Linked DNA regions of Homo sapiens: region 1 is linked to region 2. Evidence: chromatin loops called from intact Hi-C (ENCODE). Cell type or tissue: B cell. All regions are shown on one strand. Each heading gives the region's core, and the rest is flanking DNA. Links, peaks and the distances in the headings are about the cores only. Region 1 overlaps UGCG (UDP-glucose ceramide glucosyltransferase). Region 2 has its middle 33 kb from the start of SHOC1.

Region 1 (5,381 bases), core at 64-5,063, 110 kb after region 2:
GATTCTTTGTTTAGCAAGCTTGGAGTGATGATAAAATGGTAAGAAATAATATAAATGTTGAAGAAAGCATCACAACAGAACTATAGGAGTCTAAATTTAATAAATCTTTAAAAAAAACCAGTGTCTAGAATATATACCATGTTTTATTATTTAAAATCATTGTCTTAAATTTTTGTTCAAAAAATAAAAATTTGAATACAATCAAAACGTTAGCAATAGTGTATTTTTTGTTCTTCTGTATTTTTATAAGTAGCATGTTCCACCATTCACATCAGAATTATTAGAAGAGTTCTGTCAAGTATTCCTTTTGAAATCTTCCTTTTACCTGAGCCATAGGTAAAATAAATAAGGACATAGGCAGTCCTGTGACTTAAGTATGGCTTTTCTACATTGGTTGCCTGTTAAAATCACCTGGAGAACTTGTAAAAAAAAAAAAAAATACACAACACACACCCTGGGCCCTGTACACAACACACACACACACCCTGGGCCCTGTACACAACACACACACACACCCTGGGCCCTGCCCACATAGATTTTGGTGTAATTATTTTGGGTGAGGCCTGAGCTCTTCTACCCGTGATTCTACTGTGAGAATGACTGGCTCGTAATGACCTTTAGAAAAGAGCCAGTGGTCCTTTGGGCCCCTCTCCCCCCGGGCTCACAGCTTGAACTCAGCCTTTTAGATCTTACCACTCTAATGGCTAGAAAATGTAAATCCAAAGGAAGGAATGGAGTGGCATTATTACTTGAGACCCAGATGGGAGATGCACCTTACATACTTTCCAAGGCCAGGTCCCTCCCAAGCTGGAAGCCTTTACAGGCCTGTTTTACCACCATCCCATGAGAAAAGAATGTTCTTAACTGGAGAACAAATCCGGGGTAGAAAGAATCCGCTCTCAGCTGATATTTTTGTCTCTCCGTAGTTCCTGTGTTGAAACCTAATGCCCAATGTGAGGAGGGTCTTTCAAGGTGAGGCCTTTGGTAGGTGATCAGAGCCGTCAGGATGGGATTGATGCTTATAAAGGAAACCCCAGAGAGCTTTCTTGCCTCTTCCGCCATGTGAGGATACGGCAAAAAGGTGACCAGCTATGAACCAGAAAGTCAGCTTTTACTAGCCACTAAATCTGCCAGGGCCTTGATCTTAAACATTCCAGCCTCCAAAACTGAGAAAGTTTTGTTGTTTATAACCCACCCAGTCTATGGTATTCTGTTATCGGAGCCGTAAGACACAGTCTAAAAGGGATCTGGCCCAGTAAACAAACATTCCTTCTCATTTGTGTACTTCTAACCCTACAGTTTAAGAAATGATCAACACAAAGTTGAGTATGTCTTAGAATTTCATAGCTAGGTGGATCTTGAGGATCCCTCACCCTTATTTTAGAATGAAGAAGCTGAGACACCCACGGTGAGAGCTGTGATCATAGGGTTAGGTAGGCATGGTGCTGGTGGCAGAGCTGGGAGTAGCCCCTCTATCTGGTCCCAGTGTGGTATATTTCTCCGCTGGACCACATTTAAATTTATGCTTACACTGGCTTGAAAATTTACCTAGACCTTAAGGGGGAAAAATATCACAGTTTTAATAACCATCTGTATCCTAACTCAAAAATTGTTCTAGAGAACCAGATTCAAACCTGTAGAACAAGAATGTAAATTACTATAAAGCTCATTTAAAGTGAAATGCTTTACATACATGATTGATAAGATTGATGCATACCACAAGACTGTGTTCATGAGAATGGAAATAGTTCAGACCTTTCCTTCTGAAGTTTATCAGGATCTAGTGCTTGAGTTATTTATTTATTCATTTCAAGTTATAGTTTACGACCATATCAAGTTCATTTCGGTGAAAAGAAAGCAAACCGCAAAATGGTGAGTACCTGTCTCTGCAGAGCTGCAAGGATATGTGTTTAGTTGGGTAATTTGCTTTAAAAATATTGATACCTAGAAAAAAGTTTAAAATCACTATCCTAGTATTTTCTAAAAACAAAAATACATATCTTTAAGAGATCCCTAAGCAGCTAGTTTCCTAAGAACCAAAATGTGCTAAGCCTTTCACATGGCCCCTCCTCAGTTCCGAGAGAAATTGGCAGAGACTGTGGGTGTCTGGAATGGTTTCATGTGGTTGTGCTGTTTAGACTAATCATCATTAAGACATCCATGCTAATAGCATGGACTTGTAATTATCTAATTTAAGCAATTTAGGGATATCATTTATTCTTCTACAGGACTGAGAGTATCTGCACCCCTCCTCTGCTGCCTGCACACCCCATTGCGGTCATGCCACCTTTGTTTCCCAACCCTTGTCACCAGATGTGAAACCTCTATCATTTCCCCTCATGACTGACGGACACCAGGCCAGCCTAAGGAACATGCTGGAGAAATCCAGCAGACTATTTATTGTGCAGCTCTGGAGCAGGGGAAAGGAATGGGTTAGAAGTGGTGACTTGGGAGTAATTTCCCTAGAGGTGATGGCTGAGACAGTGACTATAACTAAAGTCAAAGTGCCATTTAGAGAGACAATGGAAGAAAAACATCTAGGAAAAGAGGCTGCCAAACCTGGGGTCCAAATGGGCTTTTTGGTAGCTATGGGACTTTAGGAAGCTTCCTTCATCTTTCTGAGCCAAGCTTTCTTAACCATGTAGAATGGAGATACTAAAGCACCTGAGGTGGTAGAGATGATTCGATGAGGTCATGTACATGAGCATAGGGACAGTTAGTGCCTTTTTCCTCCCAAAGAAGAAAGAAATAGTAAAAGGAGTGCCACAGTAGCCTTGGAAAGAGAGATTTCAAGAAGGAAGTGGTCACGGGAGGGGCCGTTGACCGTAAAGGATGAGAAGAGGCTGGTGAACTCTGGGGCAGGAAACTCCCTGTAGAGTTGCCAGCGTGGGTCTCCGCCATAGTGAATTGTCTCAGACGTTGATAGATGAAGTGTCTGCGTGGGAGTAATACAGCTTCTTTATGAACGATTTTTCTTGTTTTACACAGTGATATATTTTCTACAGTGAGAGACAAAGGGGTGGGACTTTCAAAGACAGAAATTGCTCCTGACCCTGAGAGCACCCATATGACTCTGATGCCAAGGAAACAGTTTAAGAAAGGCAGCTCCCAGGAAGCCAGTTCATCAGAGTGGAAGAAGCAGAAGTCAGATGCTTTAGGTTTGGCTGCGTGTGAAAAAGACATGAAAGCGATGGGCACAGATATTTGGAAACTGCAACAACGATGCATTTCCACCCAAGGTCCCAGTAATACTAAGCCAAAAAACTAAGCCTGACTTGAATTTGTGAGAAATGTCCTAAGAAGTTGGGTCATTAAGAGACGATGAAGGGGAATTGTCCATCCCCATCTTCCAGTCTCCTGACTTTATCCTAGACTGTCTCCCAACAGCATAATCGGCATCCCGGAAGCAGCTGTGGGCACCCTAGCCCTGCCCACAGTCTGCCCTTTTTCATTTTGTTCTGATTCGCTTATTTTTGGTTATATTGCTTGTTTTACTTCCTGCTTTGTCTCTACATTGACTTGGAGCTTGACTTCTGACTTCAGCTTCTTCCTCTGACCCCATGTTCCTCAGCCTTACTCCAAGCCCAGGAAAAGGTGGTCCTTAATTTTCTATTCTCATTTCACATCACCATCTCTCCAGCCTGAGCTCTCCACCCCCAACCCAATGGCTCACTCTCACCAGCCGACCCTTTTCCGTGTGGAACCAGAGCTTCCTTGCTCCCATGCTGTTTCCTTGCCCTGAAAGTTTCTCTCCCTTCATCCTCACTTTCCCTGTCTATGGGGATACTCTCCTTCTTTATTGTTGGTTTTTTTGTTTTATTGTTTTTTGAGACAGAGTGTCACTCTGTCACCCACCTGGAGTGCAGTGGCGCAATCTCTGCTCACTGCAGCCTCCACCTCCTGTGTTCAAGCGATTCTTGTGCCTCCGACTCCTGAGTAGCTGGGATTACAGGCGTGCACCACTACATCCAGCTAATTTTTGTATTTTTAAGGGGTTTCACCATGTTAGCCAGGCTGGTCTCAAACTCCTGTCCTCAAGTGATTCGCTTGCCTCGGCCTCCCAAAGTGCTGGGATTACAGGCGTGAACCACCGCACCTGGTCAACATACTCTCCTTTAAACCTCAACTCACATTCAATTCAGGACCTTTCCAGAGTTGTGTGTGCCCACATTTTGTCCCTTTCATTTTGTCAGGCATTTCACTTACGTGTCTGCAGGTCATTTCCAGTTTTCAGGGGCCTGGACTTTGCATATCTTAGTAGTCCTTTTTTGTGCTTTTTTCTCTTTGTACCCTTCCCTCCAGTGCATTCATGTAATAGTCACTCGGGAAAGGTCTATTGTTGACAGTCAAGCCAGAATCAAAACATTAATTCTGGCACATATGTCATTTAATACCTTTCCACCCTCTCATTGTGTTAGTAAGGTGTTTGCTATTTCATGCTCCCAACCCCCCCACCCTCACCCTACTAAAACAAAAGATTTCTCTACACATGAGTAAAATACTAAAATTTTATTTTCCCCTTCTAGAATCTTCTAGTTCTGGTTTTGGGTTTTTGTTGTTGTTTTTGTTTGCTTTTTGTTTTTTGAGACAGAACCTGCCTCTGTCGCCCAGGCTGGAGTGCAGTGATGTGATCTTGGCTCACTGCAACCTCCGCCTACCGGGTTCAAGCGATTCTCCTGCCTCAGCCTCCTGAGTAGCTGGGATTACAGGTGCACATCACCACGCTTGGCTAATTTTTGTATTTTTAGTAGAGACGGGGATCACCATGTTGGTCAGGCTGGTCTCGAACTCGTGATCTTGTGATCCGCCCTCCTCGGCCTCCCAAAGTGCTGGGATTACAGGCCTAAGCCCCTGCGCCCGGCCTGTTTTTTTCCTTAAACTTTGAGAAGCTAGCAGTTTTTGGAAGGAATCAAGAGGTGACCCTGTCAAGTCTATCTTATCAACATCCTACAAGCCCATTGATTCTTGTTGTGTTTTATTTTCTTTAAGTTACACATTGGTTTTGGATCATAAAAATAGTACATATTTACTATAAACCTGAAACATAAGAAATGAACAAAAGCCCTTCTAGGTAGATACTCAAGAGAACTGGAAACAAAACGTCCACATAAAAACTTGAATGTTCATAGCAGCATTATTCATAATAGCCAAAAGGTGGAAACAACCCAAATGTCCATCAACTGATGAATGTACAGACAAAACTTGATCATATACAGACAATGGGATATTATTTATCCCTAAAAAACAAAGGAACAGCCGGACCCAGTGGCTCACGCATGTAATCCCAACACTTTGGGAGGCCTAGGCGGGCAGATCACTTGAGGTCAGGAGTTTGAGACCAGCCTGGCCAACATGGTAAAACCCTGTCTCTACTAAAAACA
Region 2 (5,381 bases), core at 51-5,050:
AGTTGTTTAGAGAAGCAACATTTGAAGTGGAGATTGCTAAGGATTTCTAAAAAACGGAAGAAACACTAATTTATTTATGAAATATTCATCAGGTGTCTGTTTTGTGCCAGGCACTGGGAACTGAACTTAGTGAACAAATTAGATGTGCATTTTCAGTGCCAAGCAGGATAAATAAAAATACCAAGCTACATAATAATAAAACTGCAAAGCTTTAAGGAGATTTTAAGATTCTGTCTTAAAGATTAAATCTTAAAGATTTAAGACATAATCTTAAAATCTCCCAGAGACAAATGAATGATTATCTGCAGAGTAATGACAGATCAACAGCAAATTGAATATCAGCAATAGTGGACGTCAGAAAACAGTAATGATAGTGATGAGAAATAACCACGTGCACAGAATTTTTTTTACCCGGACATACTATGATTCATTAATGGGGGTGGGGGGAAAATATGTCCAGATATGCAAAAAAACAAAAGAACTCACCATCCATAGAGCTTCATTAAGAGGCCAGGCATGGTGGCTCATGCCTGTAATCACAGCACTTTGGGAGGCTGAGGTGGGAGGACTGCTTGAGTCCAGGAGTTCAAGACCAGCTTGGGCAACATGGTAAAACCCCATCTCAACAAAAAATTAGAACATTAGCTGGGTGTGGTGGCATAGGCCTGTAGTCCCAGCTATTTGAGAGGCTGATGATTGCTTGTGCCTGGGAGGCAGAAGTTGCAATGAGCAGTGATTGTGCTCCTGCACTCTAACCTGGGTAACAAAGCAATACCCTGTCTCAAAAAAAAAAAAAAAATAAAATAAAATAAAAAAATAAAAAGAAGATCCATTAAAGATGTCCTTTAGCAAGAAAAAAAAAAGAACACAGAAAGAAGACATGGAATACAAGAAACAATAAATAAAATGTCAGTAAGTTTATTTCCTGTTTTAAAAATACTAATTTCTGTGTCTTTTCACATAGATCGAAGCCCAGTAATTTTAGGGGGAGAAAAGAAAGAAAAGAAAAAATAGAATTAAAGCTATACCTCTAAATTACAGTAAGAAGACAGAGCTAGTATTTAATGGGTTGTTAAGCATCCTAAGACCTGTGTTTCGGTTAAGAGCATAATACAAATACTGAATTATTATAAACTAATAAGAAATATGTATAACTCATGATGTATATACAAGTTTAATTTAAAAATAGAAATATCAGCCAGGCACAGTGGCTCACGCCTATAATCCCAGCACTTTGGGAGGCCAAGGCAGGCAGATCACAAGGTCGAGAGATCGAGACCATCCTGGCCAACATGGTAAAACCCCATCTCTACTAAAAACACAAAAAAATTAGCTGTGCGTAGTGGCACCCACCTGTAGTCCCAGCTACTTGGAAGGCTGAGGCAGGAAGATCACTTGAACCCAGGAGGCGGAGGTTGCAGTGAGCCGAGATGGTGCCACTGCACTCCAGCCTGGCAACAGAGGGAGACAACATCTCGGAAAAAAAAAAATAAAAAACTACAATAATTACTTAATTAAGGGAAAAAAAGAGAAATACCAGAAATTTTATCAAGTAGGAAAAAAAGAAGAAAAGAAAAATTATAGTAAACAGAAAACACAAATTAGGTGGTAGAATTAGGTTAAAATATATCAATCACAAAATATATAAACGAATTAAATTCCCCTATATAAAAACAAAATTACCAAATTGAGTTTGTAAAAATTCTAGCTCTGTATGTCTGGGATACACATCTAAAACAAAACTACCCAGGCCAGGTGTGGTGGTTCATGCCTGTAATCCCAGCACTTTTGGAGGCCGCGGTGGGCAGATCACCTGAGGTCAGGAGTTCAAGACCAGCCTGGTCGACATGGCGAAACCCTGTCTCTACTAAAAATACAAAAATTATCTGGGCATGGTGGCAGGCGCCTGTAATCCCAACTACTCGGGAGGCTGAGGCAGGAGAATTGCTTGAACCCGGGAGGCAGAGGTTGCAGTGAGCCGAGATCGTGCTACTGCACTGTAGCCTGGGCGACAGAGCAAAACTCTGTCTCAAAAAAACAACAAAAAACACCGAGAAAAGTTAGAAATAAAAGGATGAAAAGAGACAGGTACTTTAACTGTTACCCCTGCAAAAGCTGGGGTAGCAATATTAATATAAGACAAATATTATTTAAGGCAAACAAACTAAAATGTGGCATAATTTTAATTGGCTGATAGTGTAAGAAAATAGATGCCATCTGACCTTGATGTTAGGAACAATTTCTTTTATATAGTCTAGGCATAATGACATTGAAGAAGAAAATGTAGTCCTAATATGCTACCTGGCCCAGCATTGGACAATATTTACATGGTCATACTAATGGAAATGTTGTTTGGTTTGCAACTTTTAGAGTCATCTCAGGGAAAAACCAAGGATGTCTTGGCAGGCAGAATGAATATGTTATCAACTTGACAAAGTAAAAATAAAAGTATGTGGACATTAGAGATTAATGGCACATGGAAGGAGGAAGAAAGTACAAGAATTAATATAGTGTACAAGAGTTAATATTCTTATATAGAGTAGGAGTCAAGAGGCCCCGTCAAAAGTTGATGGAATGAGAAATTGGAAGTTTAAGCCCGAGCACTGTGGCTCATGCCTGTAATCCCAACACTTTGGGAGGCCGAGGCAGGAGGATTGCTTGACTTCAAGAGTTCAAGACCAGCCTGGGCAAAATGGCAAAACCCTGGCTCTACTAAAAATACAAAAAATTAGCCGGGCATGGCGTTGCATGCCTGTAGCTCCAGCTACTTGGAAGTCTGAGGTGAGAGGATGGTTTGAGCCCGGGAGGCAGAGGTTACAGTGAGCAAGATCTCACCACTGCACTCCAGCCTAGGTGACAGAGCCAGATCCTGTGTCAAAAGATTTATTTAAAAAGAAAAATCAAAAACAAAAACAAAAAAACCATGCAGCCTGAACAAATTACTGGGGATGTAAACCAGAGCCACTGAGTGTGTGTGTCTTGAGAGGAGCTGTATCTCCGTGGGGTTTCTGTGACTTTTCTTGGCATTAGCTTTGACACCGGAATTTTGGTTCTACCATTGTCGATTAACAACCATAAATTCTCACATCCACTAACACTGAGGTCATTGGTATTGTAGTCCTTCGTGCCTTGAATGGCATATCTGAATTTCTGCTTTCCTGCTGGGGGCAGCAATCAACAATTATTAGTATTTCTTCCTGAATATAAAGAAGCCTGGCCAGAAAAGGATGGGTAGCCTTGCAAAGATTTTGACTGAGGTTCTGATTATTCAGCTAGAACCCTTCTCTTCCTTTCAGATACAATTTTCCATAAGGAGTGAATACCTTTTGGAAGGAAGTTGGAAGTCTAGGTGACAGGGTAAAAGGAGGACTTACTTATCTCAGTACACACTTTGGTACCTTTCAAATTTGAGGCATGAATTTTATTTTTTTTATTCAAAAGGTCTATTAAAACATACCTACTTTAATCTTTAAATGCTGAATTGATATGTTATTAAGCTTTTAAGGCTCTCTCTGCAAGGATTTTTAAGAAGAGCCAGCCTTTTGGAGCCTAAGCCCAAAGATCCTGTTGACAATTTTACAGGGAAGAAACCCAACAAATTTTTAATGACGTTGGCGGTGTTATTGCAGATAATAATTATGAGAGTGCCAATGATAAACAGCAACCCATTGCATCACCCCACAACCCAAAGCACTGAAGCTTTGTGAAGAGTGAACACCCTGATTGCCCCAGAATGGCATGTCGGTAATGCCACTGCCAACTTCCCTGAAGGCTGGCCCTGTTCTTGACATGGCTCCACTTGCTCTCGAGAGTTTCTTCTCTCTACTCTCTCAGCAGATCATTCTGTCCTTCATCACCGGATTTGGTAACCCTGACTCTAGGAATTTTCTCCACTCATTGTCGGATGCTGTGGTTGAGAATAACACATGTATTTGGGAAGAACCTACCTTTCAGTGAATTATAAATGCTCACTAGTCAAGCATCATGCACGGAAAGCATATTATTAAATGATGTGTTCGTATCTCTCAGGTGCCAAGCACGTCCACTAAAGCATTGTCTGACAATTGCAGACCTGCAGACAGGGATTGTGGGGAGAGACATATGAAAATCATTGCTACATAGACATACCACTTAGCCCAATTAATCACACATCAGCTGTCTGAATGCTGCCTGGCCCAAGGCAGACGCTGAAGTTCCATATACCTCATCGCATAGACTTGATCTTTGTCACAGAGGATTCACCATCCCTGCTGCTCCCTCCCTCCTTCCCTCCCTCCCTGTCTTCCTCCCTTCTTCTCCTTATCTTCCCTTCACTCACCAGACATCCTTTGAGCTATGTGTGCCAGACGCTCTTCCAATAAGAAGGTGTCAAGAATCCTATGCCAACTTTAAATTTAGGAAAGTCTGAAAGATGCTAACATCAGGAGATGAGGTGGGGTTTTTTCAGACTCTATCCTAGAAACAAGTGGAACAAACTCCATTTGAAACTGAGCAATTCGGCTAAGCGCGATGGCTCACGCCTGCAATCCCAGCACTTTGGGAGGCCGAGGTGGGCAGATCACTTGAGGCCAGGAGTTCAAGACCAGCCTGGCCAACATGGTGAAACTCCACCTCTACTAAAAATACAAAAAATTAGCTGGGCATGGTGGCACATGCCTGTAATCCCAGCTGCTTGGGAGGCTGAAGCAGGAGAATCTCTTGAACACAAGAGGTGGAGGTTGCAGTAAACCGAGATCGCACCACTGCACTCTAGCCTGGGCGACAGAGTGCGACTCTGTTTCAAAAAAAAAAACAAAAAACTGAGCAATTCTCATAAGAGTTGCATCTGCTTGAGTAACTCCCTCTCCTGTAGCCATACCTGATTTGGTTGGTGGGATTCTGTGGGCAATCATAAGTGTGACAGATGGAAAGATTCCACTGCTTCCTCTGAGTTCTTGGAAGGAGGAATAGAAAGGGTTGATGCCTCGTGTGGTTGTGCAAGTTCGGCCATGCAAAGAGATGCCTGGAGAAGGTAAGTCAGGGCAGAAACCTAGCACCTGCTCTGCTCGCTGAGCTATGAGGCTAAGGACCCAGAGCACAGGGCACCTTTTTCTTATTTCCACAGAGGTACTGTTTGTTCTAGGAAGCAGACCTGTGTTCTCTGATTGTAATTCTCTGATGGGAAGGTCAGGAAGTTTACAAATCAGAGTGGAAACCCACTGCAGAGAGACCCAAGTTTTACAGGGCAAGGTACAGAGTGGACATCACCATCCACATCAGGTTCCCTACTTTGAAACACCCTGGGGCCAGGATTTTTCTGGATATGCATTTGAAAGTCCTGACACATTTCTAACTTGTGATCCAGACTTCACGATGGTTCTTCTGTTTTCTACCCAATCACT

Evidence for each region. A loop is a pair of places that touch in the nucleus more often than their neighbours do. Peaks named below come from ENCODE experiments on the same cell type or tissue, not always from the same donor. Only the 100,000 strongest peaks of a DNase experiment are listed, where the experiment ranks them.
Region 1: a loop joins it to region 2, with 2.9 times the contacts of the local background. A loop is called at or near these places in 3 of 110 quality-filtered maps.

Annotation. Positions count from the first base shown.
Region 1 is chr9:111,935,163-111,940,543 of GRCh38, forward strand. UGCG (UDP-glucose ceramide glucosyltransferase) reads left to right here. Exons shown (of 9, transcript NM_003358.3): 9 at 1-207. Among named protein-coding and RNA genes, the nearest start is that of MIR4668, 5.8 kb to the left of the region's middle. RefSeq lists an enhancer at 2,723-3,032. In B cell, for the core only: no CTCF peak of the experiment used is centred there; a DNase peak (open chromatin) is centred at 2,889; H3K4me3 peaks cover 1,036 bases; H3K27ac peaks cover 3,795 bases.
Region 2 is chr9:111,825,228-111,830,608 of GRCh38, forward strand. No RefSeq gene overlaps it. Among named protein-coding and RNA genes, the nearest start is that of SHOC1, 33 kb to the left of the region's middle. In B cell, for the core only: a CTCF peak has its summit at 3,130 (motif pointing right); a DNase peak (open chromatin) is centred at 3,164.